6 separate regions of the Mus musculus genome follow, and regions 1, 2, 3, 5 and 6 are each linked to region 4. The links are chromatin loops, found by intact Hi-C in ENCODE. Cell type or tissue: left cerebral cortex. All regions are shown on one strand. Region 1 overlaps Pip4k2a (phosphatidylinositol-5-phosphate 4-kinase, type II, alpha). Region 2 overlaps Pip4k2a (phosphatidylinositol-5-phosphate 4-kinase, type II, alpha). Region 3 holds the start of Mir7655 (microRNA 7655). Region 4 holds the start of Pip4k2a (phosphatidylinositol-5-phosphate 4-kinase, type II, alpha). Region 5 has its middle 66 kb from the start of Armc3. Region 6 has its middle 49 kb from the start of Gm33592.

Evidence for each region. A loop is a pair of places that touch in the nucleus more often than their neighbours do. Peaks named below come from ENCODE experiments on the same cell type or tissue, not always from the same donor. Only the 100,000 strongest peaks of a DNase experiment are listed, where the experiment ranks them.
Region 1: a loop joins it to region 4, with 2.2 times the contacts of the local background. A loop is called at or near these places in 3 of 42 quality-filtered maps.
Region 2: a loop joins it to region 4, with 8 times the contacts of the local background. A loop is called at or near these places in 17 of 42 quality-filtered maps.
Region 3: a loop joins it to region 4, with 3 times the contacts of the local background. A loop is called at or near these places in 3 of 42 quality-filtered maps.
Region 5: it touches region 4 in a loop (4-fold over the local background); 2 of 42 quality-filtered maps call a loop at or near these places.
Region 6: a loop joins it to region 4, with 2.4 times the contacts of the local background. A loop is called at or near these places in 4 of 42 quality-filtered maps.

The regions. Positions count from the first base shown.
Region 1 is chr2:18,909,212-18,913,211 of GRCm38, reverse strand. All of the region lies in intron 1 of Pip4k2a (phosphatidylinositol-5-phosphate 4-kinase, type II, alpha), which reads left to right. Among named protein-coding and RNA genes, the nearest start is that of Gm33534, 32 kb to the right of the region's middle. In left cerebral cortex, no CTCF peak of the experiment used is centred here; a DNase peak (open chromatin) is centred at 1,765.
Region 2 is chr2:18,873,273-18,877,272 of GRCm38, reverse strand. All of the region lies in intron 4 of Pip4k2a (phosphatidylinositol-5-phosphate 4-kinase, type II, alpha), which reads left to right. It overlaps Gm33534 (a long non-coding RNA gene), which reads left to right. Exons shown (of 2, transcript XR_374031.3): 1 at 1-2,423; 2 at 3,033-3,889. Among named protein-coding and RNA genes, the nearest start is that of Gm33534, 3.7 kb to the left of the region's middle. In left cerebral cortex, a CTCF peak has its summit at 425 (motif pointing right); a DNase peak (open chromatin) is centred at 2,443.
Region 3 is chr2:18,054,822-18,058,821 of GRCm38, reverse strand. It overlaps Mir7655 (microRNA 7655), which reads right to left and starts at 976; the gene lies at 919-976. It also overlaps a transcript of Mllt10 not described here. In left cerebral cortex, CTCF peaks have their summits at 1,590 and 1,789; DNase peaks (open chromatin) are centred at 1,023, 1,847, 2,206 and 3,070; H3K4me3 peaks cover 2,829 bases; H3K27ac peaks cover 3,200 bases.
Region 4 is chr2:18,996,873-19,000,872 of GRCm38, reverse strand. Pip4k2a (phosphatidylinositol-5-phosphate 4-kinase, type II, alpha) reads left to right here and starts at 2,752. Exons shown (of 10, transcript NM_008845.4): 1 at 2,752-3,021. The coding sequence starts at 2,878. 4930426L09Rik (RIKEN cDNA 4930426L09 gene) reads right to left here and starts at 2,554. Exons shown (of 1, transcript NR_024323.1): 1 at 1,069-2,554. In left cerebral cortex, a CTCF peak has its summit at 2,446; DNase peaks (open chromatin) are centred at 3,244, 3,258, 3,788, 3,988 and 1 more place; H3K4me3 peaks cover 2,166 bases; H3K27ac peaks cover 1,928 bases.
Region 5 is chr2:19,130,674-19,134,673 of GRCm38, reverse strand. No RefSeq gene overlaps it. Among named protein-coding and RNA genes, the nearest start is that of Armc3, 66 kb to the left of the region's middle. In left cerebral cortex, no CTCF peak of the experiment used is centred here; a DNase peak (open chromatin) is centred at 1,622.
Region 6 is chr2:19,053,859-19,057,858 of GRCm38, reverse strand. No RefSeq gene overlaps it. Among named protein-coding and RNA genes, the nearest start is that of Gm33592, 49 kb to the right of the region's middle. In left cerebral cortex, no CTCF peak of the experiment used is centred here; a DNase peak (open chromatin) is centred at 2,150.

The DNA.
Region 1 (4,000 bases), 88 kb after region 4:
CATTCATTTCCTAAGTGGAATGAACCTTAGGGCAGAAAAAAAAGTGCTTAAAGTAAATGATTTGGTAGAAAAATCTTGTGTGCTTTACCGGAGGGCTGCAGGGAACTTCTTAGGATGAGTCCAGTAAGTATGACGTATTTAGTTTTGAATGGTACTAATGGAAGGGGCGTTCTTTCTTTCTTTTCTTTTTTTTTTTTTTGGTTTTTGGAGACAGGGTTTCTTTGTGTAGACCTGGCTGTCCTGGAACTCACTCTATAGACCAGGCTGGCCTCGAACTCAGAAATCCACCTGCCTCTGCTTCCCAAGTGCTGGGATTAAAGGCGTTCGCCACCACTGCCTGGCGGAAGGGGCGTTCTTTAAAACAGTAACAAGGAATCAGTCATGCTGTTTACCTTCTGAGAAAGCCAAAAGCAATGAAAACCCAGGATGGGAACTCTGGCATGGCACTCTTAATGATGAGCTTTCCCTTTAAGAACCTTAGTAACGGTAACCCGCATTCTAATTAACCACACCCAGTTATGCATGCTAACTCTTTCTCCTGCTGGGTCTTTGGTAATGGTGACTCTTTGGCGCATATTCTGGTCCAGTTGCCACCTTATAGGTTTCTCTCTGTTGTTGAACTGTGTTTTAACGTAGGCATTCAGGTTGCTTCTCTTGAGATTGGAGAAGGAATGAGTGGACATCTCTGGGTCCTTCCCACTCTTCCTGTTGCCACCCCACATCCAGCCCTGATCTCCGGTAGACTTGGCTGCTCCCAGACATCTCTGCTCCCCAGGAAGCTCCTGATAGTGTGCCCACAGCTGCCTGCACACACCAGAGTCCTGTTTTAACTCAGTGAATCAGGATTTGTAGAGAAGTGTCTTTACTAAAATCAGATTAAACGTCTGGGTCGCCTCTACATGTGAGAGATTTTGGGGTTTTGATCCCTCCCCCATTTTTCTTGGTTGAATTAAAACCATTTGCTAGACAAGCGAGCTGGTACACTCCTTTAATCCCAGAGACAGGTGGGTCTCTGTGAGTTCGAGAGCCTAGTTTGTGTAGTGAGTTCCAACCCGTCAGGGGCTATATAGTGAGACCATGTCTCAAAACAAACAAACAGAAAAATAATTAAAAGCCCAAACATAATTATCTATTGGTCTAAAAACATGATGTTTAGGGTGAATGCATCTTACTTAATTGTCATAAATAATGCCTTAAAATTTATGATCTTATCCTTTAGTTGGCTTAAAAAGTATATATTAACTATATATTTTTCTTAATGCCTCGGCATGAAACAAACTTTGTGGGGTCACCTTTATGTGCCATAAGTTTTGTTTATTTCTTGTCTAGAATCTGCTCATTGGTCCTGATTTTTGAAGCTTAGATGCATGCTTGCAGTGTGAATTTACATACAGGGATGGGACTCACTTCAGTCATGTAACTCACAGGAAGCAATGGACCTGGGATTTCCAGTGTGGTAGCTAACTTGCACCTGATAGGAAGCCGAGCGTTCTTCTGTGGAGAAAAGTCAAGACCCCTTTCCCACAGAGAGCTGTTAGGAAAGCCCACAGAAGACTGCTGGGTAGTGGGTAAAGCATGGGTTTTCCCTGAGTTAGAGGAAAATGTAGACAATTATCTATAATACGTAATTGTTATGGAGACTGATTTGCGCCCTTCAGTGATAACTGTTTATGATTCTTTCAGATTTGGATGCAGCCTGGTGACTGAGTCACAAGTAGCTGCACAGAAGTGGTAACAGTTGAGGGACAAATCGCACCTTGGGTTGTGTGGGTGAGACCGCAGCTGGTCTAACTGTGGACAGCAGCACACATTCAGTTAAGCACACATTTACTGTTTTCTAAAAAAGAATTTCTTCAGTTTTTAACACAACAGAGGGTTAATTTTTAAATGAGCTTTCTATGGCTCTTTGCTGTGAATCCTCACCCTCTAGGCTGGTAGAAATGTAAAGAGATCCTGAGTTTGGGAAATGTAGCCACTTGCTAGGACTGCTGGAGTCTTCACGACGTGGGTTGGATTCCAGCTGCAGCTTGACCAGCTAATAGCGGGCAGCAAATCTCACTAAGCCTGCATTGCCTCATCTGGGAAATGGAACTGATGCTACCTACACTATTGGGTTATAAATATCAGATTAGATGCCATGTCTAGAGGGGTCAGCATGGTGTTTGGCAGATGCCCAGTAAGTATTAGCTATGGCATTAATCCCAAGTATTAAAGTGTGTTCACACAAAGCTGAACAGAGGCAAGACATCTGCCTGCCCCTCTTCCTCCATTTCCTACTTTGCCCATTCCCCTCTGCCCCGCCCCCTTCCTTAGCTCTTGAATTATAATGTGGTCAGGTCATTTGGGCACTTGGTACTAACAGACATTTGTACCAGCCCTCTCCACCGCACCATAGCCTTGCTTTCATTGATGTTGACAACAGAGCTCCTTTATTTCATGTCTGTGAGGCCTGGGTACTGTGAGTCTCTGTACCCAGTGGCTCAGCAGAGAGTAATACCTGTGTTTTAGGGGGTGACTGGTACGGCATAAACAGAACCACAAGGTCCTTCGCAGGGTACAGGGAGACCCAGCCGGTGGCCTCTCTGCATGGACTTATATCTGATACACTTAGAAAAGTGCTGAGCTATGTCCGATGGTTACTATGTCTATCTAAGCAGAGCAAAACTGACTTTCCCAGAGAGGTGTGACGACCATTAAGGGCTCCCCGTATGAAGGCTATGCTGTCCTTCTGTTGTAAGAGTTCATTACATATTTGCAACCCTATAGACTGTGCCCGGAATGGCAGGCTCATAGGCTAAAGGGAGTGAAGTCACCCAGGAAGTTGAATAAGCTTTCATTGTTCAAGCACTGCTGAAGTTAATACGTTTCAGTAAGGCTGGTGATGAGTCCTAACCTTAAGCACCAGAATGAAGCATTCCTACAGGAAACAGTCGAGGCTCAAGAGATGCTGTTGGAAACCTATTGATTACTAATTAAAAGTTGCCTTTGAGTGGCAGGGGCTTTGATTCACTGTGTGTTCATGGGTGGTTAATTCACTTGGCCCAGAAGTTTGAACGAATGACTTGGTAGGGGAAGGGAAAGACAATATAAAGCTACTATAAGTGAAAGACAATGTAAAGGACAGATGAAATGGCCTGTCTGATTAAACTCCGCATCAACCTATTCCTCAGTCATAAAGGGAGAAAGTGAGCTAGGGAGATGGCTTGATCTGGAAAGTACCTCCTGTACCAAGCACCAGGACCTGAGTTGATAGCGCGTGCTCCTGTAACCCCAGCAGTGGATTCAGACCACCGCTGAAGTTCTTGGCATCCTGCCTACCCTAATGGATGATCTTCCTGCTCAGTGAGAGGCCCTATCTCAAAAACAAAAACAAAAACAGAAGGGGTGGAACTACTCCAGGAAGACACTGAATGTCAACCTTGGACCTCCACACCCACACCCACGTACCGACACTAGAAAGTATACATCTCACCCAAACCCAGCACATACCTAAGTAAATAAATACACATGCATTGTCTGTGTAGTATGAAGGTGAATTTAATGTCATTCCCTTCAGCAAGCCGTTTATCCCACCTCTGCTCCAAGTTCCCAGTACACTCACTGTCTAGACTCAACTGTTTCTATTAGCTGCCTGGGGCTTGTGTTCAAGTGTCCTGCCTATCAATTCCTCCACAAGTGACTTGTGTGACACTGACTTCTCATTTCTGGTGATGGCCTTCACCCTGCAGCTGCCTTGCTCCTCTATCTACCACACCATGAGCAAGGATCTCAGACATAAAAGGCTGATCTGATCCATCCATCATCCATCCATCCATCAATCCATGTGTCCATCCAGCTCCATGCCTGCTCCCTGATCCACACTCCTCCAGCATCTACTCAATGCCTTTACTCTGACCCCTCCAACTCAGAATGCAAATGGACTGTAAACTCTGCCCCAGAGCCAAGCCCCACTTCTTATCTCATTTTCTACCTTTTGCATTAACACTTTTCAGGCTCTTCT
Region 2 (4,000 bases), 120 kb after region 4:
TGCTGTGTAAGCTTGTATTCCTGAGCTGCATCCTCAGAACCCATGAAAAGCCAGATGGGAAGGCACTTCTCTATAATCCTGGCAAGGTGGAAGGTGCAGAGGGGAGAATCCTCAGAAGTGTGCCAGCCAGCTAGCCTGGTACCCAACTGTGCTCGGGAGACCCTGCCTCAAGGATCCAAAGGAGAGATGCTGCACCTCTGCCTCCACACCAAGGCATGCTTATGCCTGTAACACGCATGTATGCAGGCATGCACACCATAAAAAACTATGTCTCTGTGTAACCATTTCCCTGAGAATGTTTTAGGTGAGGTCCCCTGGTTCTTTTGGGGGTTCTCCCCCTCTTGTTTCCTCTCCTTTTTTGTAAAAAGAAAAAATATATAATATTTACTTTATGTATGTGAGTACACTGTTGCTGTCTTCAGACACACCAGAAGAGGGCATCATATCCCATTACAGATGGTTGTGAGCCACCATGTGCTTACTGGGAATTGAACTTCGGGCCTCTGGAAGAGCAGTCAGTGCAGCACTTTTAACCGCCGAGCCATCTCTCCAGCCCATGTTTCCTCTTACTCCCTCCCTGCTAAGTCTTCTCCCTCTGCACATTTTGGTCTTTGTTCTCTGAGGCTCTCTGTCTTTATATTCAGTCTTCAGCCTAGAACATTGGTTTTTGTTTTGTTTGTTTTGTTTTTGTAAGGACAGGTCTCACTACATCGCCCAAACTGACCTTGAACTCAGTCTTCACGATTCAGCCTTCCTAGAGATGTGTACCACCACACCCACCTAGCACAGGGCAGCTCAAAAGCACCAGGTTTCTCCCTAGTTCCTGTGGAGGACAGAAGTTTCCTTCCTAGTCACTGTGAAAAAAAGCAAGGATGGAGAGGGAAAGGAGGTACCCATGGATTTTTCTACATCATCCTGTGGCTTGCAAGGTCATCATTTGCCATCTTAGTAAGTTTTTACATACTTGGAGAAATTGGGAAATTTTCCAGCATTAATTCTGTATAAGTCATCCAATGGTCTGTGACTCAGCTGCCTTTCCTTGCACATGCAATCTTCACATGATACCTACAATGCCCAGAATGAGAGCATACTGAGCAGTTTTCCTCAGCAACATAGCTGTACAACATGTAAGCTGTGGCTCTTACCAGAGTTGTCCATGGGATGGTTAACCAGAGTTAACCAGAGTTAACCATGGGATAGCAGTTTCCATATTCTTTGACCATGTTCTGTGATACTTCTAGAATGGTTAGTTTCAGTTGTCAGCTTGTCACAGTGTAGGATGACCTCGGAATGCAGTCTCAGTAAGACACTATCTAGATTAGGTTGGCCTGTGGGCATGTCTGTGAGAGCGCCTAGTAGTGAGTGCTTAGAGGGAAGACTCACCCACTATGGGTGGCACCATTACCTAGGCAGGGAATCCTGAATTGTGAAGTGGATAAAGTGATATGCAGGCTAGCATGCATGCATGCATGCATGTGTGTGTGCATTCATTCAATCATTCATTCATTCATTCATTGCTCTCTGCTTTAGAGTGAGTCGGGTATGGCTAATCACTTCCTCTTCCTGCTGCCTTGACTTCCCCGCAGTGATGGACTGTAACCTGGAACAGTGAGCCATGTAAACCTTTTCTCCCTTGAGTTACTCATGTAACTCTGGGCTGCAGAGTTACCGAAGGTGAAGCTGAGACGCTCTGTCCTCCTGTGGCTGACACAAACCTTCGTTTTCCTTATAGGATGTGCTTTATTTATTATGTCATCAAGAGATTCCTGAGCATTCCCCCTCGTTTATAAATCAAGTTGGACTTTAGCACCCCTGCTTCCAAAATCTAGAACATTCAGATTTCTAATGCCAAGTTAAGTAAGAATCCTAATGCAATTGTGAACAAAGAGTTTGTTTGTAGTGTATACGGCAGAGTATTTGTAAGATGTACCTGGGGTCATTTCTCTTTTTTTTTTTTTTTTAGTGTATGGGTGTTTTGCCTGCTTGTGTGTCTTTGCACCCTGTGCATGCCTGGTACCCACAGAAGCCAAAAGAGAATGCCTGAACCCCTGGAACTGAAGTCACAGATAACTGTTAGATGCCATGTGGGTGCAGGGAATCTAGCTTGGGTCCTCTGGAAGAGCACCAAGCACACTTAACCAGTGAACCATCTCTCCAGCCCTCTGTTTTCTGAATTTGCTCATTGTGTTTATTCATCAAATGCTCTTGACATGCTAGACACACGTGCTGGGATTTGATCATGAACAAAATAGAAACGGGGTCTCTTCACGGAGCTTATCGTGTGCAAAGATGCTACTTGACTGAGTAGAGAATCCTATGTGACTAAACCTGGAAAGATGACTGTTGGCTGGAATGATAAGCTTCTGGGCTGCAGAGAATGAATGGGGGAGATGAGGTGCCTACATATCGTGTGGAGTGGGAAGGTGAGAAGAATGACTTTTGTTGAGGCTCTGAGCCATATGTGTAGGCACACAATGGAGGAAGAAGCCAGACAGGAACCTGGCAAGTTGAGAACAGGCAGCAGTGCCCTTGCTTCAGCACCCGCACTGCGCAGCTATGGCGCTCTCTCAGATCCCCATCCAGAACTCCAGCCAGTGGGTAGAATGTTCTCTCCTTCAGAACTCCTGGTCCTTAGGTCTTTCTAGACTAATAGTATCAAATGCAGTTTGGCAACGCTGATACGGTAAAAGACAGGCTTTGATATAATTTGTGGGCTCGTTTGTTTATACACTCGGGAGTTGGAAGTTCATTTCATCTGTGTTCATCAAAGAGCCCCATGGGAAAAGTAAGTACAGCTGACACTCGTGAACAAAATGCATCCGAGTTGATTGTTTGTGCCCCACTATCTACTCTGGAGGCAAGGAAATTGTAGTGTATAACCTGTGTGGGCATATTTCCAAAACTGAAGCTTGTCAGTTCCCCGAGTACTGCTCCTTAGCATTGGTCACTATGGGTGGTACCACGGTGAGCCAGGCTGTCTGTGGCTGTGTACAGATCTCCATCTTGGCATTCCTTGTTGTTTGTGGTACTAGGGATGGACCCTTTGGCTGAAAGGTCATGTGCTTTATCAAGGATAAGAATGTGAGTGGAGGAGTTGATCAGCCAGTACCGGCCTCAAGGGAAAAATCCAGGTATGCAAGATGATGCTTGCCGTAGAGTGAGCCGCAGAGCAGACTTGACTGTTAGACGTTCCAAGCAAGGGAGAGATCGGTGTGATGTTCCAGTTTCCTACCTAGGTCTTGAGTGACAGCTAACATCACGTCATTGATAAGTGTTCAGTACAGACTGGTGTGGGGTCTTTTGACATCCTCTAACTTGCCATCCTCACAGCTGTTTGGGTACTCAGTTTCTGGAAGATGAAACTAAGACTGCTCATCCACCTTCTACTACTGGCAAACAACACACTTTTTAATCCCTTCAATTGCTGTGGGAAATTTCCTTTTCAACCGAGAACTATTAACCACCTGTTGTGCATTAGCAAACCTCAAGTCCATTTATTGGTTTGAAATTAAGCTCCACTCATCTGATTTCAAGTAACAAGCTGAGGAGAAACTCCGTGGGAAAAAAAAAAATAGACTGAGCTCAAATATACATCTCAGCTGTTACCTGTAAGGCAGGGGAAATCTGAAGCATCTTGGACATCTGTCAGGACTGCAGAACTAAAACCAGCTGCAGTGACAGATGCTGTGTAGCTCCAATGAGCAAGATTGAGAACTTTTTTCTTCTTTCGCTAATTAAATATTCCTAGAGTTGATTACTAATAATGTTTATCACTAAAAAATCCAATTAGAATGTTTTTGTTAAAGTGTTGTTGTTGTTGTTGTTGTTGTTGTTTAAATCAAACAGTGTAACCCTTTTTAAAGACTCAAAATAGGGGTTAAAGAGATGACTCTGTGACTTGTTTTGTAAAGATCAAGTTTGAATCCCCGATGCCCATGTAAAAAGCCAAGCATGGGAGCGTGTACCTGTAACCTCAGCACTGAGGTACATGTATGCAATA
Region 3 (4,000 bases), 940 kb after region 4:
GACGCAAACTACTTTTCAAAAGCAAAATCACACCGTCCACTACCCTTAACTGACTCTTACGGGGTCTTTTCAACATGCTGTTTACCCATCAGCTGTTAACTTCTTTTTCTAATTCAAAACTCTTGCCAAATGATGTCTTCATGATGACGTGTAAATATAATATTCCATCAGAGATCAATTCTAATTGTTTTTTTAAAATCCACCTTGGGAAACAGTGCTGCATAATACACAGATTCATAATTAGTGTTTTAGAGGAATTTCCCGCAAAGTCTATTATAAATCCTAAATCCAAATTACTTTTTCCTAGTGTGCTTTGGGCCACAGGCTGGAATTATTGCTTCACGAGCCTCATGCACGATGTCTTTGGTCTTGTCTACATGACCAGAATCACTTGTTGGAAATCTTTATTTTTAAAAAACTGACGTTTGCCAAAAATACTTTTCTCACATGCTTCACAAAGAAAAACAGTTTCTTAGGATGGGTTGCAAATTTATTTTACTTCCAAACCGTGGTTTACAGTAATAATGGATGTTTTTCCCTTTTGAAATTCCCTGTTATTCTGGAAATGCGTGTCACCTTACCAGGCCCCTTTTTGTTAGGACCCTTCCTTTTAAAATCAGACTTCTTGTACACAACAAAGAGCTGAGTAGTAACAAATACGGACAGAAAAACGTGATTTTCCGAACTCCTTCGAACCCTAACATTCATTTGCGAATCTATACATTATAGATGTTTTAAATATATAATCTGCTCTAATTCCGGTACGGAGCGGGGGAGGAACATTTGTCGTTTATCTAGTGGTGATTTTTAAAACGTATCAATGTGGCTTTCCCTTCTAACGTGAGCAGCAGGCTCCATTCAGCAGTACGTTGTGAAGACGCCTTTCTACGAGGTCAGCGGCAGGGAACCCCCTCCTTGCAGGCCCACGGAGCGTCATAAACCCGGCAGGGCGAGTCTTTAGGAGCTCCGTGGGCCGCAGGCGGAAGTGGAGGAGTCGCAGATCCACACACACACACACCTCCCCAGGCAAAAACACGCCACACGCTTCGGCTACGGCGCGGAACAATGGGAGCACCCAGGAGCCTCGGCCCCAGGGATTTCTCGCTTGCCGCCCAGCTCCGGCCTCCCGACCGCCGCCACCTCCTTGGCCCGGCCCTTTCCCGCCTGCTACATGTGGCGCTTCATTTGGTGATCCCAGCTTTAACAGTTGCCTCCCTCCTATGTTATAAACGTATTTTTTCCTATCTCTCCCTTGGTCTCCAGAAGTGGTCTTCACGTCTCTTTGCCAGCGTTAGGCTGAGTTGCTGTCTCCTTCCGGGGGGAAAAAAAGACTTCCCCCAGAAATCCAAATCTAGAAGGAAATACAGCACCACCTTTGTTTAACTATAACTACACTGTGCCGTGTTAGAAATAAAATCCGAAGCGCGTCGCTCGTCCTAACCAGCGAACAACCAACTCCTATTTCCTCCTCTCAATTCAGTTGTTTTAAACTCTCCAACGAATGCCTTCGGTGGAGAAGATGTGCCCAGGCCGACGCAGAAAGCAGGGTTTTTATCTTAAGCCTCCTGGGGCTGGGGAGAAAGTAGCAGGACGGGGAGCTTCCAGGGCACAAAGCAGCCCGACTGGAAGGGGAGGCGAGCGGGCGGCCGGGCGGCGGCGCAGGCCCTCGGGCCGGCGGCCGCGAGTCGGGCCGCCAGAGGCGAAGGACTTAAATAGCGAGGGCTGAAGGGGGCGGCGGGCCCGCGCGTGACGATACTTTCCGAGGAAGGCTGGGGCTGCCGAGGAGTTTGCAGGTCGGCCTCACCCTCGTCCCCCCACCCCCAGAGGGAAAAAAAAGTTGAAGGGAGGCGGGGAGAGGAGCCACCCCGTTTCCTCCCCCGGATTCTGCGGAAGGGTTGGGGCGGCGCGGCCAAGGAGAGGGCGCGGGACGAGCGGGCCAATGGCAGTCAACAGGTCCAGGCCTAGGCTGGGCCGCGGGCCCGGCCTCCCGCCGCCCCGGGCCCTCCCCGCCCCCGCGGCCCCGCAGCGCCCAGCACCCCGCCCGGCCGGCCTGGCCGGCCGCAGTCTCCGCAGCCCGGGCCCGCGTGGGGGCGGGGCGGGGCGGGGCGGGGCGGGGGTTCCCCGGCGGAGAATCCTCCCGCGGGGCTCGGCGCAGGGGGAGGGGCTGGCGGCGCAGGGGGAGGGGCCGCGAGCCGGGCTTGGAGGAGCAGGAAGGGCTCCGGCTCCACAAGAGCGCGGCCCGCGCGGGGCATCCTGGGTAAAAAGTGGCCGCGCCGCACCGGGAGAGCCGAGAGGAGCCGAGGTCAGAGGTCAGGGCCCTGGAGTCCGGCGCGCAGGCCCCCCACCACCACCACCACCACGGGAACGCAGCGAGCGGGAGGAACCTTTTTGTTTTCCACCGCGCCAGCGTGCTCCCCTATTGACTGGGCTGCTGGAGACGAGCTGAGTTGCGACTCTGCTCAGCCTACCCCACCCCCTCCGCCGCCAACAGGCAGCCCAACTCTCCCCTTCCCCTCAACTCATCCCAGCCCCCCGCATGGGGCTGGCAAGAACGCAGTAAATTTGCTTTAACAACAAGTGGGGGTGGTTGCATTTACTCCTCCCTCTCGTCCCCCTCCCCCTCGCCGCGGCTCTTGACACTACTACAAACCAGGACTATAAACATAAACATGTGTCACTGTAACAGGGCAGGTAATATACGCATTTCGAGGTGGGGTGGGGGGCTTGGTCGCCTCTTGGGGGATGGTTAAAAAAAAGTTTCACGTGCTCGACGTCTTTGCTGCCCCCCCCCCCAACGCGGATCCATTTATATAGAATGAAGAGAGCGCTCAGTCACTTAGTCACACAAATCCACAAAAGCAGACTTGCCAATAAACAGAGTACCCCCAAAGCAAATATATTTAAATACCATCCCTCTCCTTCCTCGGCCACCGCTGCCATTTCTTCTATTAGCAAGCAGTAGCATAATAATCAAATCCTCTTTTAAAATACTCATTTTAGGATAGCGATAGAGATCAACTTTAGACCTAAATCGAACACCACTCTCTTCCCATGGAACAGTACCTACTACACGGTCTGTGCGCAGAGACTTCTTTAAACAACAAGAAAGGTTGGTTTAAAAATGAGTTCGAGACCTTGTATGCAAAGGTTATTTCCTGGGCTGGGTCTTCATGCTTTTTCCAACTTCTGCAAGTTGCCGAGCCAGGCGCACTGCAGATTCGTCACCACAGCCTTTATTATTTAGCCTATTTACATTGCATCTCAACTTTGCTCTCATTCTTAGTTCAACAACCCCAGCAATCTACCAGTTAAGAAACAGTAAAGTGAATCCCATTGCAAGCTTTTCCCTTGAAATCCAGAGAGAAACAAAATGTTCAGATGGGGGAAGTGGTTCCCTTTGTTCTTTCATTGTTTCTCTAGGAACTGGTGGATACAAGGACAAACACTTACCTTCTCTTCTTTTTCCTCCAAAAACCAGACGCTCCCATCAGCCTTAAAATACACAATCCACCTTGAAAGTAACTAGGAACGTCGGGAGAGCTTATATTCCATTCTTTTTTCGCTCTCTGCCCTCTTTTAGCGTAGGATTAGGTTGCGGAGCACGTTGCTGCATGCTGTAGCCCCCGCCTTAGTGAATCGGTCACGTTTAGGACCTTCTAAGTCCACCTAATTCTGCCAGTAGAATTGAGGGTATTGGATCTCTAAACTTTCAAAAGGGAAGGGGCCTGCAACTCTCCAGAAAACTTAGAAATACCCTGAAGGGGGTTTTTTTGGTTTTTTTTTTTTTTGTTGTTGTTGTTGTTGTTTTAACATTTGATTTTTGTACCACCTCACCAAATAGTTTGCTTTGAAATAAAAACAAAATCTTTCTTCAAGGAAAGTATATTATATTGTTGTTCGGCTTCTGCTCAGCAAATCATTACTTAGTCCAAGTAAAGGGCAGATTTGTATAGGCATTTGACGGAATGAGTGCATTTTCCATAATATGTCCTTTGCCACG
Region 4 (4,000 bases):
ACATAACAAGTTTGAAGTTGACTTGGGTTACATGAGATCCTATTTCAAATAAAGGAAAGTCACAAATACAACCAAGATAAAATTAAACCAAGAAAGCTGATGATTTCTCCCCGCCTTAGAGAATCCTACGCAGAATTTTCAACTGAAATATTTTTATCAGAAGTGTGGTATATTTAAAGAAAATCAAATCATATGTAGTAATGCACACCTTTAACCCCACCACTCAGAAGGCAGAAGCACATGGACCTGTGACTTCAAGGCTAGCCTCCTCTCCATATAGGGACTTTCAGGCTCTGCAGGGGTGGGGTGGGTGGGGAATCAGAGCATCTACTCCCCCACAGAGTCATTTCTGGTTGGATGCCCGAGTCATTGTAAAACCTTTAACATTGTCGTTTTGATGAAGAGCTTCAAACTGCTTTATGAGAGTGTGCCGAGTTGGTTATAGTAAGAGAAGAAATAAAGTAACAGCTGCAGGAAGCAAAAACAACTCAGCGCCAGGAGCCTTTCAACATCATACATTTTCCTGTTAGTAGTTGTCCTTTGAATAATTCCTTGCTTAGAGAAGGACCTCAGCCTCAGAACCAACAGCAAAAGAGTTCGAAGGCAAATAGATGTGACTCCCTTGACTGTGGAAGCAGCTTGCGAAGTCAATGAGTCAGGATTCAGCAGGATGTTATCAATGTTTCTGATTATACCTTTGTTTTCCCATCCTTGTTTCTGCCCCTCCCAGGAGAGATGGTGACCTCTGGTGCATCTGTGCCCAGGTTTCTCTTTGAAGGGTTGCCTAACAATGCCCAGAGGTGTCCATTTCCTGTTCTTGTAGGCTCACCCAGCTCTTTGCTGTCATTGAATTCAGTTTTTCAGCAAGCCCATTGTCTTGCATTATTAATATACAATTAAGTACATTACAGCTATTGTGAACAAATAAAGAGATACAGAGGCATTGAAGTGGAAGGATTCATTTCAACCAGGAGGAAAGGGTAATTGTTTTCAAGGACAAGGGCTGGTACAGGTTTCTGTGGAGGGGTGATGAAGAGCAATAATCAATGATGATGTGAAGCTCTTGAGTCTGGGTCAATGAGAATTTATTAAATAAATGAACTCCCAACTGGTTAACAACAATATGAATGCTTATTTCCAACACAGGAAGAGAAATGAAACAACTTGTAGGCTGTGTAGGGTGCTGAATTTGGTTGTAGATTCTTGTGAAAGGATGCCTGTGGGCAAGCTATGAAAATTGGTTTAGATAGACTCTTTTCTGAGGTCAGGCGACAGTTTATGAGTTATCAGTAAGATAAAGACTGTACAGCCCCACAGCCCCTCCACCGCCCCCAGACAGGGTTTCATGGATACCTGGCTTGGCTTGAACATACCTACCTACCTGAGGATTATATTGAATTTCTGATCCTCTAGCCTTGCCTCCTGAGGGCCAGGATTACAGGTCTGCAACATTGTGTACTTTTATCTACTGCTGGTTTTGAGTGTAACAAACAATCTATAGCATAGTCCCTAAAGTGACCTTTGTGTCAGGCTATACCTAGTCACACAAATAACATCAGTCTCTGGTTAAATGATTTGGTCAACTAGTGGAACTGTGGGTCAAGTTTATGACTTCTCAGCATTAATTTAGGCTGGTTTTGTTATTATCTTCACCCCCTTTAGCCATTAACAATGGTGATGCTTGGTACCAGAAGAAGCAAGGAATCATTGCGGCGGCGGGGCGGGGGGGGGGGGGGATAGTATTAACAAGTTAGAATGACCAAGGGGATTTTGGGGGCAACCGTGCTGAAAGGTCAAATGAAGAAAAGGAAGGTCCGCACAGGATCTGCTCCCTTTTTGTTCCAGGCGTTACTCTTTGTCTTCTTGAAAGATCTAAGGACTGTAGACTTGCAACAACAAATGCCAGCGTAAGGACGACTAATTTCAGTGTGGGGTGGTAGTGGTGAAAGGCTAAACATTTTCAAATCAGAAGGTGCATGTCCAGAATAAGAGAAGGAAGGGGTGGCCTGCAAAATGATGGGTTCCAAGCAAACGGTCCAGACTGGGGCATGGCTGTCTTGACTAAAGCAGGGGTTTCAGTGAAGAATCCCAGAGTAGGTTGGGAATGACATTCTAGTATCCGATAGCATGGGAAGGCCCAACCAGGATACAAAAGGTTAGGAAGTTCAAGGCGGGGACTCCCTGGCAGACAGTTGACAAAGAGGAGCCAAGGTCCTTTCCCTAGATGCTGGGGAAGCCCGGGGCCCCGAAGAAGCGCTCTGGGTCCCACGAACTCGCCAGCCCTTGGCACGGGAAGCGGAGGTTCCCGGACATTCCTGGCTGCCCCATGCATCTGGGGGCTCCCTCCTCGGAGCTCCCTTGGCTCCGTATCCTTTCCTTGCTCCTCCCCAGGAGCGAGAAAGGCATGCTCACGCGAGTCTCCACACTCCGCAGCAGCCTCCCCAGACGGATCGCGGCCGCCAGGAGAGTGCTCGTCTTAGCACCGGTGGCGGAGCGCACAGAACAGCTTAACGGTCCGGCATCCGCATCCGCACCCGCCCCGCCCGTCGGCGCCGCTGCCCCGCCCGCCTCTGCGTCATGACGCTAGCGCCCAACGCGGAAGCCGCCCGCCGCCTGGACCAGCCGAGGGCTGTGCGCCGAGCCGCGACGGGCGGGAGCCGGCGGGGGCGCGAGGCGAGCGCAGCTGCAGCCTAAGCGGCCGAGCGCGCGGAGCGGGCGGAGCGAGCGCCCAGGACTGAGCGCGGGCGGAGCGGGGCTGGAGCAGGCGCGCAGCGGCGGCCGCCCCGGGGGATGCAGCTGCCTCCCCGGGCTGGCGTGTAGGGAGGGCGGGTCCCCGGCCTCGGCGGCGCGGCGGTGGAGGGGACCGAGACTGCGACCATGGCGACCCCTGGCAACCTGGGGTCCTCCGTCCTGGCGAGCAAGACCAAGACGAAGAAGAAGCACTTCGTGGCTCAGAAAGTGAAGCTGTTCCGGGCCAGCGACCCGCTGCTCAGCGTGCTCATGTGGGGGGTCAACCATTCGGTAAGGCTCCTCTGCGGCGCGCTCCTCTTGCTCCTCGGGCTCAGCCTCCCGGCTCTGCTCCTCCTGCTGCAGCGGTGGCAGGGCGGGGACCTCTAGCCGGCTAGCTCGGTCGGTCCCGGGCCCTCTGGCCACTCGCCTCTTGGGGTACCCCTAACCCCACGACAAGCGTCCATCTCCTGGGTTTCTCCGGCGGCGCTTGCGCTCCCTTTGGAACCCAGGGAGGGTGCAGGATGAGAAGCATTCTCTGTTCTGTGCTTCTGAGCCTCTCCGCGGCTGTCCTGTCCCGCATTCGTCCTCCCGCCGGTCGGTGCTCGCTGTCCGCGAAGTGGGAAGTTTGTGCGGGGACCGACTCTGTCTCAGCTATCAGTCCTGGCGGGGAACCGCTCAGGGCCCAGTCCGAGCGATCGCTCCACTTGTCTGGGACCGATGGGCCCTCCTGCCCTGAGCGGGTGGGCAGGTGAACCTGTCCCTGTCAGGAAGAGTCCGGAGCTTCTCGGAGATAGGACTGGAGTGAATCAGAAGATTTTGGGCGGCAGCTTGAGAGCTTAGCTTTCTTTTTTCCTTTAAAGGCAGTATTGTCAGACTCTAGGAGAATTTTTTTGGGGGGGTGGGGGGTGGGGGTGGGGAAGACGGGCAAAGGAAAAAAAAAAGCAACGTAAATATGGCCCTGGTGCTGAGCGTCTTCTCTTCATCCCTTCCCGCATCGCCCAGCTGCTGTGCCCTTTCCAGACCTCCTGGCGGGGAGTCTTCCTCCCTCCCCCTTGCTTCCTCCCCTCCTTGGGGAGCCAGGCAGAAGTCACAGACTTCTGCAGAAGGATGGCCTTGGTGGTGATAGTCGGAGGGGGTCCCGGCGGTCGCGAGTTCGAGGTGGTCTAGAGTTAATTACATCCATTTTGGAGGTTGTTTAAAAGACTGTCGGGGTGCGCGTTGGGGAGGGTTAGTCTAGCGCACAGCTAGGGATGTAAGGAGGTGCGCGGCT
Region 5 (4,000 bases), 130 kb before region 4:
TCTATGATGAAGAAAGATGTCGTTTTCTGCCAAAGCAAGAAAACTCTAAGAGCCAAGGAGAAAGATCAAGATTACACTCAGACATACTGTAGAATTCTATACACAGGCATTTTGTTTTCTTTTTGGATTGTATGGTTAATAATCAGAACATGTTTTCAAAACTACTAGAGGATGAATTGTCTATAACCTATGTGATGACTGTACAGAAGAAGGCTCACTCCCTACCAGAAACACAGTATCTTCCTGTCTTTTGTTCAGTATTTTACTGGTCTACAGTCACCAAATAGTCTGATCTGGACTGATGCCTTATTCTGGTTGTACAAGAGGATATGGGATTTTTTTTTCTTTTAATCTCATGTCAAATGTACAGAACTGTTGTTTTTCCTCTATTGTAAACTTAAGAAACCACTGTAAATTTGTCTGCAGATTTGGTCAATGTAAGCCTTTGATCCCCAGTAGAGAATATAAGTCTAAGTGCATCATACTCCTCCCAAAACATCTACCATGGTAGTAACAGCAGCTAAAACCTGTTTTATATCTATCTTGATTATTCTAATCTCCTTCCTTCTACATCTGTGTCTTCTCTCTATTAGCCATGTAGCTAGGATTTTCATGACATGGTTTCCAGGCCCTCTCATCCCTACCACATAGGAAGTTCATACATTTTACAGAGAAGAAGCATCATATTGTAATATATCCATCTGTGAACTATCAGAAACTAGAGCGAGAGTTATGTGAGGGTGTGTTTTCTTGTGCCCTAACAGCCAGAGTGCATTCTAGAAATTTTCCTTTAACTATATGTGATGTGTTCATCACAAAGTCTACAGGATTTTTATTTGATTCACCAGGACAATCAATACAATTCCCATTTTATCCTTTCATCTTTTTCTATGATAAATTCTTCCAATAAGAGCAAAAAAATGTTGTGGAGAGTCTGTCTATATGTTATCCAATCCAATATACCTTGAGCCAGCCAGATAAGGAAAAGATAAGGAGAAAATTCAGTCACCTGGGGTACAGGCACTCATATTGACTCAGCCTTCATGACGAATACTTTAGTGTCTCCTGACCTATTTTCTATCATTATAAATGATGTGGTATGTGTTTATATTTATATGACTATGTAAAAAATTATAGAAAATATTAATAAAACACTAGCAAATGTGCCATTGAATAAATTTTGATTTTCCCCTTTAAAAATATCAACCAGTCTTTTTTTTTTTAAATATAAAGCAGTAAAGCTATTGGAATGTATTTATTCTGTTTCCAGGATGTAATTTTTCCAAAGACAGCAACCATAAAAACAAGGGCCCTTTCAGCCTTGCCTATCAAACCCTTCCCCATCCAAATGGCAGGGCCATTGGAAGCCATAATGATTTATGGCTATCTCTTCAGCAATCATATACAGGGATACTTTCGATTGTTCTACAGAGTCCACAGGATTCCTCCACTATAGCGGCTGCGGGAAGACAGACGAGTATAGACACATCCTTTATGGTTTCTCCTGGGGAAATACAAAAATAGGAAATACAAGCACAATGTGCTGAATTACTGCAGGTTATTTTGAGCATGGTGGAGATGTAGGTGGTACTCTCCAGAAAATTCAGATTAAATGGAATAGGTTCTTTTCTCTCAAGAACCTGACATCTATTTTCCTGGAGCATGTGCTAATTCACTCCCACTCTAAATTACAAATTTGAGTTTATCTACCAACACAGACTAGTGTGCCAAGACGCCTTAGTCCCAGAGGAAACCAAACGGCCTGTTCTCAAATCCTCTGCATCTTGATAACAGTTCAAATGCTGCCTTGCTTCCTGGCACTTCTCTGTGTCTCCTACTCTCTCATCCAGAAGATAGAATTGGGATTTGACCTTTTCTCCCCTTTTCAGTTCTGCATTTGATTAAACCAATAGGTGGAAGAGAGATGTCCTAGATGAAGAAATAGCGTGGTCATGCAGAGTTCCCCTCTCTGGCAGCTATAGCCAAGGGGTTAACCAAATGAGGCTTCAGTGACTGTAAGATGTCACCTCTCAAGTTGTCATCAAGCCATTAAATGTATTTATCCAGTCATAACTAAGACAACATTTTCTTTTACCATCTCCAACAAACAAAGAACAAGAAAAGTAATCACAGGTGGACTTTGGGCATTCTTCGCTGTCAGCTTCTGCACTGTTGTTATGCCTGCTTTGCTCCCATTAATCTAAAGAACATGGAAGAAAATAAAAAAAGAAGAAGAAGAAGAACATGGTTGACACAGCTTAATGGCTGAGCCAGATTCAGATTTTACGTGGCAAGGCACACATGTGCGTGATTTCATTTTCTTTCTTTCATTTTTCTAATTATTTCTTTTCTTTAGATTATATATACAGTATGTGCTCACTTTCCTCCAAACTATGGCTAATTACTATGAGAAACAAAGAATGGGTCTGCCTTAAGACAAATACATTAGAATGGCTTTTTTTCCTGGCTCATGAGTTTACCAAAAACAAGAAGAAGGAGGCTTTCACCTAGACAACACTGAAATCTGATAGTATTTTGCTCTATGTTGTAAATAGTTGACCCTTTACTTGTGTAATATGCCTGCCTCAGGTATCTATCTCACAGTAACTGAATCACATTAATCTAACCAACTAGCAGTATATTTGTAGGCAGAAGCAGAGACCCGTGTCAAAAATTTTGTTTCACAGTTCTGGGTCGATGGTTCAGTGGGTGTAAATGCTTGCTAGGCCAGAGAGAGCACCTGACTTTGAGTCTCCAGAGCACATGTGAAAGCCAGACTCTTGAAGTCAGTGTCTGAAATCGCATCATTCCTTTGAGAAGATGGGAGGCTGAGACAGAACAATCCCTGGAAGTTCACAGCTGGCCTGATGAAACAACACAAAACCAGCAAGTCTTTTTTTTTTTTTTTTTTTTTTTTGGTTTTCAAAACAGGGTTTCTCTGTGTAGCCCTGGCTGTCCTGGAATTCACTCTGTAGACCAGAGTGGCCTTGAACTCAGAAATCCGCTTTTCTCTGCCTCCCAAGTGCTGGGATTAAAGGTGTATGCCACCATGCCCAGCTACTAGCAAGTTTTATCTACTCTAAAGTATGCTTTCTTTTAAAATATAGCTCTTGGCATCTAAATTTAATGAGCTCCAGAATTTTCTATCTCTAATAATGCTGACATTTTAGAGTTATCCAGAGACAGGTCTTGCTATGTAGCCCAGGCTGGCCTTGAACTTCCTATCCTCCTACCAGAGCCTCCAAGTGCTAGGAACACAGGTACATATGACCACACTCAATGTGACCAATTCCCAGAGTTAATAAATACCATATTATACCCTCCCCCAGCCTTGAGAAGGCTGACTCAGACTGTTCTGCCACTGTGAGCAAGCCTACCTAGGATGGAGTCTTCCAACCTAGATTAGGTCTATTATTCTGCTACATCTGCGGTTTCCACCAAGATGCCACTACCTGCTGAGAGGCTAAACCTGTTCTCATGACACTATCCTGACAAAAATGAGATCCTGGCATGGTAGGGTATGGGATCCCCCCCCCCCCTTTATAAGCTCAGCTCTTAAGTAAACATTGGCCTTGATCAGAAAACTTTGTCTTGGCTCATTATTTCTCTCAAAATTTCTCCCATACAGCCCTAGCCTCCCCTTCAGGAAACTGGTTCCCCTTTCGGTCAGCACCAGTACAGAGTCATCGGACACCCCCAAGGTCCCTAGAGGAGTCTCCAAGCAATCTTAGGTCCTCTGGTGAGTGGAATACAACTTCTGCCGGAGGCAGGTTCCAACGCCAGATATCTGGGCACCTTCGCTGCAAGAGGAGAGCTTGCCTGCAAAGAGTACTCTGACCACTGAAACTCAGGAGAGAGCTAGTCTCCCAAGTCTGCTGATAGAGACTAACAGAATCACAGGAGGAACAAGCTCTAACCAGAGACAACTATAACAACTAACTCCAGAGATTACCACATGGCGAAAGGCAAACAAAAGAATCTTACTAACAGAAACCAAGAC
Region 6 (4,000 bases), 57 kb before region 4:
CACCCTGGGCTATTTCTCTGTTAAATGAGTTCCTTTCTGAGACAGAAACAGAAAAAGAGAGAGAGACAGAGACATAGAGACAGGCAGGCAGAGACAGACAGACAGACAGACACAAACATAGAGACAGAGTTACAGAGAAACAGACAGAGACATAGAGAGGGAAAATGTTTAATATTTCTGTTAGTTTCTTGAAACAAGCAACTTGTTCCTTTTTCTAAGCACAAAGCCAAAAATAGGAATGGTTTGGCTTTCTCTTCCACAGCAGTAGGGTAAGTCTTGCCTGAGAAAATCCTCCTTGCCTATTAACTAACAGAGCTGTCAAAGAGGAATTCTGATATACGTGTATACAGAGTGTCTAAATGGGAAACAAAGCTTGACCATTTATTATTATTATTATTATTATTATTATTATTATTATTATTATTCAGTCACACATATTCCCACCCCTCTCAGTCAATCATCTCCCATCTCCCGAGCCTGTAATACCAGACTCTGAGGAGACTGAGACAGGTGGATCAGGAGTTTGAGGCCAGACTGGGCTGCATAGGGAGGTGTCACAAAGCAAACCAATAAGTGAACGAAGCCAGCTTGTAAAATTCACATTGCTCCCAGCTCCTAAACGCTCTGGCAATTTGAGTCTCTGAAAAGAACAAGGCCTGGGTTACGGCTGAAAGTGATGGCAGGTGTTCTGTCTTTGGTGAAAGTAAAAACCATCTTCCTTATCAAAATGGCAAGCTGAGAAACCCACTGATTTTGGCTGTAGCTCAGTGGCAGAGCTAAGCATGTACAAGGCCTTGAAATGCAAATAATTAGAATGATGGAAGAGGAGGGGGAGGAGGAGGGAGAGGAGGAGAGGGAGGATGAAGGGAAAAGAAGAGGGAGAGGAGGAAAAGGAGGAAAGGGAGGAGGAGGGAGGAGAAAGAGAGGGTAGGAAGAGGAGAGAGGGGGAAGAAGGAAGGGCAGGAAGGGAAAGGAAAGGAGAGGAAAGGGGAGGAAGAGGGGGAGGAGGGAGAGGAGATCGTGATGATGTGATGCTAAACTTTACTGTGTGCTTTCCCGGGTTTGTCACACTTCTAACTACTCTGCATACCCTCATTCAATCTTCACAGCAATGCTATAAGGAAGTATTATGATCACACACACACACACACACACACACACACAGAGCTAGGCAGAATCTTGGCGACATTAAGTACTGTGGCTTTGTAGTTAGCAGAAGAAAAACCTGCAGTGTTAACCTAGGCAATGGGCCTATAATCAGTGCTCTTGACCATGCAACTCAGTCTACAGAAGTAGGACACACATGAAATGAGTGAAATGAACCAGTAATGGTAACACAGGGAGAAAGATGCCGTCAACGGAGCAGAGACAAGACAGGAGGAGCCAGCCTCCAGGGAGGACTACTGAGTAGTGAAGAAATTATGCCTCATGAGCACTTTAAGCTGTTGCCTACTTTGAAGCCAGCTGTCTGAGCATGGAAGAGATCCCTGAAGACTTCTACAGAGGAGCCCAAGTCTGTTAGGTACAGTCACCAACCCTGCTTGGAATCAGATGGAGCCAGCTTTCACCAAGGCCACCACTGTCTGGACTGTTCATTTCTAAAGAGGACACCCCAGAATAAACATTACTGTTCACATATCCTAACCTAGCACCCCCACCCCAGCACACCTTCACTTAACATGGTCACGTCTCCGTCCCAGATTTTGGCAGATCTTTCAGGAAATACTAAGTTAGACTAAAAATGTAGACATCTGAGTAACGTTCTGGACTAATTTCAAACAGCCAGCCTACTACAAATATAACCAACATATAATTTAAAAACTGATGCTTCTTAATTTTTAGAAAGACAACAGCTGCTTAAAATATGAATTGAGAACAATAAATAAGAAAACAGATGGATTTTCACAGGAGCTAAAAGGAAAATGTCTGTGACAGACACATATATATCCACAAAGCACCGTATGACACTCTAACCCTGACTGCATAGGAGAGTGAGAACACTGTGCTGTATAACCGCCTCCTCCCTAACTTTCCACTTTGAATGCAAGACTCAAACCCGGCACCACTGGACAGGGTAAAGGAAATGCCTAGCATTGAGTGCTAGGACCTGGGCTGCAAAAGCCAGCTTCCTCTTCTCATGGTGCATTTAACCTATCTTTAGAGACCAGATTAGGAACAAAAGAAAAGGAAGTAGATGGGGACAACTTTACCTCCAGATGTTGCCACAAATTGCACATCACCAAAATGGGAACCCCAGAGGCCTTAGTACTACACAGAGAGTAGCACCCTTTGATTGGTGTTGGGTTTTGGTTTGTTTGGGGGTTTTTTTTGTTGTTGTTGTTGCTGTTTTGAGGAGTTGTTTTAATCCTTCCTTCCATTTATGCAAATATATTGTGATATCAGAATGGCCAGAATGTCAGACGTTTTAAAGTCAAGAATTCTCTCTCTGCATGAATTCAGGCCCATTTTAACTATATGCTTCTCTTTGATCTCTCTGTTGTGTGAATGTGGTGGTTTAAATGAAAATGGCCCCCACTGGCTCATAGAGAGTGGCATTATTTGAAAGGATTAGAAGGTGTGGCTTTGCGGGAGTAAGTGTGGCCTTGCTGAGGGAAGTGTATCACTGGAGGTAGGCTTTGAAGAATTCACACGTTCAAGCCAGGCTCCGTGGTTCATTCTGCAATTGATGCCTGCCAACCTGGATATGTAACTCTTGGCTCCTACTCTAGCACCACGTCTGCCTGAGTGTTGCCAGGCTTTCTGCCATGAAGATGAGAGACTAAATTTCTGAAGCTGCACACCAGCCCCAATTAAATGTTTGCCTTTATAAGAGTTGCCCTGCATTTTGTAAGTCACTAAGGTGACAAAAAAAAAAGTTCATACACTGTTTTCAGACACAGTATTTATAGAATTATTGAAAACACACTACTCTCATCTTCTCTCTTATAAGATGGAAATCAAGCAGTGTTATTTACACCATTGCGTAGAGGCAAGCACTTTGGGTCTGGAAGTTATTTGTATTTAAGACATACCATACTGCATCAGTTAGGTCCTTTTTAAGCACCATACATGTTTGGTCATCTTTTGGTAGCAATTCTAATTCTGTTTCACTATATAACCCAGGCTGGCCTTCAACTCATAATCCTCCTGCCTCAACATCCCAAGTGCTGGGACTATAGATGTGTGTCATCAAGCCTGCCTTTTTAGCTATTTCTTCCACAGAGTGGTGTAGAGGAAATAGACTGTGTCTTTATTGATTGGTACTATCAAAGTATTTGGTACTTTGAAGAGAGAGAGAGAAGGGGAGAGAGAGAGGGAGAGAGAGAGAGAGAGAGAGAGAGGAAGAGAAAGCTGATACACACATCTTCACAAATGTATACACATATACACACATGCACAGTGGAAGAGTGTCTCCATTTGGAATTAACTACCAGAGACCAAAACGTATACATTAGTTGGTGCTGTCATCCGTGCCCTAAAAGGACTTGGCTGCAGCCCTCCCTTCTCTGTCCTCACCCTTCTCTCTCCATTTACGCTGAAACAATGAGGAGCTGGGAAGTTCAATCTTTTTTTTCTTCGTAGAAAAATGAAGAGAAAGCAAAGAGGCACAGTCAAAATCAACTGAGTGTGCAACCAACTCAGGGTGGGTGAAAGAATAGAGAAAACTTCAGGCTTACATGTCCAGGTCAGGGTTGAAGGAGCACAGAGAGACATGTGACTGCTACCAGATATTGAAGGAGGGCTTACCTCTTCCTGACATTCCCCCATTCCAGCCCAGAGCCATTCTTTAAATAGGAGGGTTCCCCTTTTAGTACTGTTTACCAATATGTCATTGTCAGTGACACTTACACAAGAAGAGAATGGTGGGTGTATGAGAAATGTGAAAGAGATCTCAGGCCTCACTTTCCTTTTTAAAATCTCGGGATGAATCCAACATAGTGGCCCATGCCTGTTACTCCAGGCCACCAAGGAACCTAAGGCAGGAAGAACTCTTGAGCCC